Linked DNA regions of Homo sapiens: region 1 is linked to region 2. The links are chromatin loops, found by intact Hi-C in ENCODE. Cell type or tissue: heart right ventricle. All regions are shown on one strand. Region 1 overlaps MGLL (monoglyceride lipase). Region 2 overlaps MGLL (monoglyceride lipase).

Evidence for each region. Hi-C counts contacts between places; a loop is a spot of excess contacts. Peaks named below come from ENCODE experiments on the same cell type or tissue, not always from the same donor. Only the 100,000 strongest peaks of a DNase experiment are listed, where the experiment ranks them.
Region 1: a loop joins it to region 2, with 2.8 times the contacts of the local background. A loop is called at or near these places in 39 of 110 quality-filtered maps.

What each region holds. Positions count from the first base shown.
Region 1 is chr3:127,816,474-127,818,973 of GRCh38, reverse strand. All of the region lies in intron 2 of MGLL (monoglyceride lipase), which reads left to right. Among named protein-coding and RNA genes, the nearest start is that of MGLL, 4.8 kb to the left of the region's middle. RefSeq lists an enhancer at 428-1,627. In heart right ventricle, no CTCF peak of the experiment used is centred here; a DNase peak (open chromatin) is centred at 1,485; H3K4me3 peaks cover 2,500 bases; H3K27ac peaks cover 2,500 bases.
Region 2 is chr3:127,745,649-127,748,148 of GRCh38, reverse strand. All of the region lies in intron 3 of MGLL (monoglyceride lipase), which reads left to right. LOC107986127 (a long non-coding RNA gene) reads left to right here. Exons shown (of 2, transcript XR_001740893.2): 1 at 1-1,489. Among named protein-coding and RNA genes, the nearest start is that of ABTB1, 74 kb to the right of the region's middle. RefSeq lists enhancers at 1,018-1,127, 985-1,496. In heart right ventricle, a CTCF peak has its summit at 1,496; DNase peaks (open chromatin) are centred at 208 and 1,240; H3K27ac peaks cover 2,500 bases.

The sequences.
Region 1 (2,500 bases), 71 kb before region 2:
GGCAAATTCATGCTGTAGTGTTTACGGTAATAACAAATCTTATACTTAAGGCATGGCACAATTATCTCATATTAATTGAGTGCCAGGTATGTTCTAGGGTCTGGACTAGATTCTGTGCACACATGACCTCATTTTACCTTCACATCAATCTGTGAGACAAGTATTATTATTCTTACTATTCCCATTTTACAGATGAGGAAACAGAGGTCCAATGTTACAAAGTATCTTTCTCCAAATGACCCTGCTGGCAGTAGTGGGATTTGGTCCGCAATCTTCTGACATGGACCAAATCCAATTGTTCTCCTTACACCACCAAGCAGGACAGATTTCTTCTTTATAGGTAGTGTTTTCCTGATAAATTCTTACATTTTGGGTTAGGGTAAACATCATTTCCTAGGGTAAAGAGGAAGAGAATAATTAATTCTCCCTAATCGTTTGCTCATAATATATCAAAGGTGGGAAATCAGCTGGGTTCCGTGGTACACATCTGTAGCCCCAGAAACTCAGAAGACAGAGGCGGGAAATTCCTTGAGACCAGGAGTTTGAGACCAGCCTGGGCAACGTGTTGAAATTCTGTCTCTTAAAAAAAAAAAAAGATTAGAGATAGGTATCCCTTCTGAAAACAACAACAACAATAACAAAAAACAGAATTTATGCCCTTGCCTGACTGGCTGCCTTATCCAATTCAACATGCTGGAACTTAAAAATATTGGCCGGGTGCAGTGGCTCACGCCTATAATCCCAACACATCGGGAGGCTGAGGCGGGTGGATCACTTGAGGCCAGGAGTTCGAGACCAGCCTGGCCAAAAGTGGTGAAACTCCCTCTCTACTAAAAATACAAAAAATTACCGGGGTGTGGTGGCAGACGCCTGTAGCCCCCGCTACTCGGGAGGCTGAGGCAGGAGAATCGCTTGAACCCAGGATGCAGAGGTTGCAGTGAGCGGAGATCGCACCACTGCACTCCAGCCTGGGTGACAGAGCAAGACTCCATCTCAAAAAAAGAAAAAGGGGGGGATACTGGATCATGAGCAAATGTCCACTGATGCTATCAGCACGGCGATGGAGACTGGCCCATGGATGGGGGCAAGCCGCTTTGTGGGCTCTTGAGCTAGGAAGTCACAGTTTCTCTTGTGCCCCTTTGAGAAATATTTAGCACCTTTGTATTCAGCCAACCAAGTGGCTCTCAGTCCATAGAAAGACGTCTAGAAGTTAACTGTGAGAATTCCTTACCCATGAGCTCAGGTGAGGGAAGGGTGCGGTCTGAAAACATTGTGCAATATGATGACTTAGACTCCAAAAATATCCTCATTTGACACTGGATGACCAGGAAGGCTGGAGAGCAGGCTGTAATTATATGATTGTACAACTCTGACCCCTGCCAGGCAGTGAGTTCAAGGCATGGAGCAGACCATATTTGCTGTTCATCTGCAAGGCCCGGCATGAAGGAGGTGCTGAGTAGAGGGTTACCGAGTGGACACATCTCACTCTCATCTTTCCTCAGTGCTAGTCCATCCACCGGCTCATGCCACTTGGCCTTCCTGGCAGCCCCTCAACTCTGGAGAGCTGGCCCACTTTCTTTTCTGTAGCTTCTGTTATGATGATAAAAACTGGTGTATTGAAGGAACTGGCTTAAAGTGTGATTGTCCCTCCCTCGCTGATGTCCCAAGACACACGACTGGGAGGCCAGCCCTCCCCACTTCCTCCAGAGCCCTGCCCTCACACCTCCAGTAAGTGCCTCCTCCTTTAAATCTCTGTTTAGCATTTTGTTCCAAATTCCCCTGCATTTATGGAGACCTTCTGGAACATAAGCCCTTTCTCTGAACCTTACTGGCCTTGCCTTCTAGTCCTTTCTTGCCTCAGACCTCGGTCACGTGGCTTTTCTCTCCAGGAACTTTGTAGTCACCCCTCACCATGGCTCCCTCCTCTCCCACCTGGCCAGCTCCACCGGTCTGAGCTGCCTCGGGGCCAGGGTGCAGCCTGCATGGTTTTCAGGATTTTCCCGTCGGTGACATGGAGCTAGGTGCTGCAAGGGGAACACAGGCCGTGGATGGACTAGCAAGGGAGATTTGGCATTGTTTCTGGAACCTGCCCAAGTCCTCAGAACTGTGGCCGCTTTCAGTGGATCTAGAACCAATAAGACAGGGCTCCTCCCTCCTGCAGTTCCTTCCCTTGCTCCCGGGAGTGGGGCTCAGTGATGGTCCCCATCACAGCCCTCCCGTTCTAGGCCCATGTTGACCCCTTTCTCCATGAAGCCTTCACTCTCTGTGTGTGTCTACAGCAATGGGCAGTGCCATCCTCGGGCACTTCCCCCATCTATGCCAGTTTACCTGGAGGAGAGGCCATGCCCTGAGGCCTGGGTAGATTTAAGTGATAGAGAACATCCCCCCTTCTTGCGTCCTCGTAATATCCTCCTCACATCAGCCCCCAGCCAGACACGGGTGTGGCACCTGTGGCTCTGGGAAATAAGGGCCCCTCCCAGCCATCTGGATCCATCCGGAG
Region 2 (2,500 bases):
TCCAGTGAGGGGCGTTGCAAGTTGTTTTATATTTGTTTTGGATTACTTTCAACACTTGTCCTAGAATGCTCCGAGTCTCTTGCTAATGAGTTTTCCTTTACTTAATACCAGACGCTGTGGCTCCTCCCCGCGTGAAATCTCACGTGGACTTGGGAAGAGAGAGCATCTGTCCCCATTTGACTCATTTTCAACACCAGGTCCCCGAGTGCCAGGTTGTGGCCAAATCCTGTTCCAGTGGGAGGACCCCCCTTCCCTAGGATGTGGCTGAGTCACTTGTTTGTGCAGGCTCAGGAGTCTGGGAGCCACCCCAGGGACCACAGGTGTGGAAGGAGAAGCCCGCTCCAATCACGGTTTCTGGGCGTCACCTTGGAGACAGCAGCTGAGGAGCTCAAATAGGTGTTACCGTGGAAGCTCCTGTCTCAAGGGAGCCTGAGGTTTTCTTTCCCAAGTCTGTAGACAGCCACTTGATGGAAATGATCATACCTGTGCCCATTTGCGTTGGGCTGGACCAGAGACCCTGTGCTTACAAGTCTCCGTGGCCTCTTAGCTGCCCTGGAGGGAACCTCTTGTTCTGTGACTTAAGAAACCACAAGCTCTTGTCCTGATGAGTTCTCTTATTCTTGAGAATCTGTGGTGGGCCTGGTACTTTCTAGGTGCTGGAGATACAAAGACACCACAAGGCACCCTGCCCCTAAGGAGCACACAGTCCAGCAGGGGTCTGTAGTAGACCCTGATTATGCCATCCTGTGATAACACTGGAGTTGGACCTCTAGACACACAGGAGAAGGCTGGGGGTTTTTCTAGGGGAGAGACAAGACACGCAGATGTTCCACAGGGTGGAGGGGTGTTTCAGATGGAGCAGGTGTGTGTGCAAGGCCCAGGATGTGCAGGAGTGCAAGGATGGGTGAGTGGTTGCTGCCTGGAGGCCTGGGATGGTGGCCTTGGGTCACTTCCCCTGAGTCCCAGACCAAATCTCCAGATGTTCCCAACAGCCCATCAAAGAGCAGGTACTGAAGAGGGGGCTGAGGAGCTCCTTATGTCCACTTAAGTGGAGGGACAGAGACACAGTACAAGAGAAGGGAACAGAGACAGGGACACACAAAGGCAGACACAGAATGACCCACTTGTGACCTCAGGTGGCTCCATCAGCAATCGAGAACAGGGCTGAGTCACTTGTTTGCGCAGGTTCAGGAGTCTGGGAGCCACCCCAGGGACCAGCTTCCTAGACCCCGTCCCCTGAGGAAAATTCAGGAAGGAGGAGGGAGGGGCAGGGTTATCTCCTCCCCAGGCCCATGGACTGGGTGGATCTTGTGGAATGCACTGGGCTGGAGGGAGATTGGGGGCTGGGGGTGGGGAGAAGGGCTGGAAGGCCAGGGAACCAGCCCCAGTAGACGAGAGGGAGGCTCCCTACGGGAGTGGCAGAGGACAAGAAGGATGGCGTGCATGCCTCTGGAGGGAGTGGACGCAGAGGGAGACGGAAGAGTGGAATGTGAACCTGCAGTTCTACCCCCACAAAGACAGGGGGTGCAGCTAGAGGTCCAGGTTGGGAGGGGAACATAACTGGTTCCAGACAGGTGGGAAACATAGGGGTGGGACCTGGAGCCAAATGAAACAGAAACCAGCCCAGGGATCACACCAGGGTGTCTTAAGTGTTCTGTGTGGATGAGGCCCCCAGAACCAGAGAGAAAAGGGAGGGCAGGGTGGAGAAGGGAAGATCGTGGCAGGGTGAATGGGGACCGCCTGGGGGCAGTTGAGGCAGGGTGGATCTGTGAGCCCAGGACAAGAGAGTGCTGTGAGCAGTGCAGGGGGGACTGCCACCTGCCCAGGAGCCACGAACAGCTTGAAGGCAGCCAGAAATGTAGGAAGGACGCTGTGCAGAGCTGCCATGTTAGAAAACTCAGGAGCCATGGCCGCATGTTTGGGGCTTGTTTTCTCCCTGAAGGAGAGTCAGGAGGACGTGCTCATTCCCGCTGGCCTCAGCTCCATCCTCACCATCCCAGGCGTTCTCACAGGCTCCTCTTCCCCAGTCTCCCTGGCCGGTGCTGTTGGCTTCTCAATCTTCCATCTCTTCCATCTCCACCTTCCTTGTTTCTGTCTGGGCCCCCATCTCCCAAGCTGCTGTCACTCATTCTATTCAAACTCTGTTCTTTGCCTTTACTTCAGTAAAGTCAAAATAACTTTTGTTAACATGGTGCACAAAAATGTAAAGTTCCAGCGCCAGTCTTGTGAAGGGTCAGTCCGTTGTGCAGCCTTCCCCTTCCATGCCCCGCCCCTGTGCCTTCTGTCCCCACTTGCAGGGATGGCAGCTGTGACACCAGTATGGGGGCTGGGACTCTTTCAGGGCACAGCTTTGGGAAAGCCTGTGTGGCCTGAGCAAGGCAGCTGCATCCCAGAGGATGGATGGACACTGCACCAGGAACCCCGGCATCCTGAAGCAGGCTTTCTTTTTTATTATTATTATTCATATAAATGTATGGGTACAAGTGCAGCTTTGTTACAT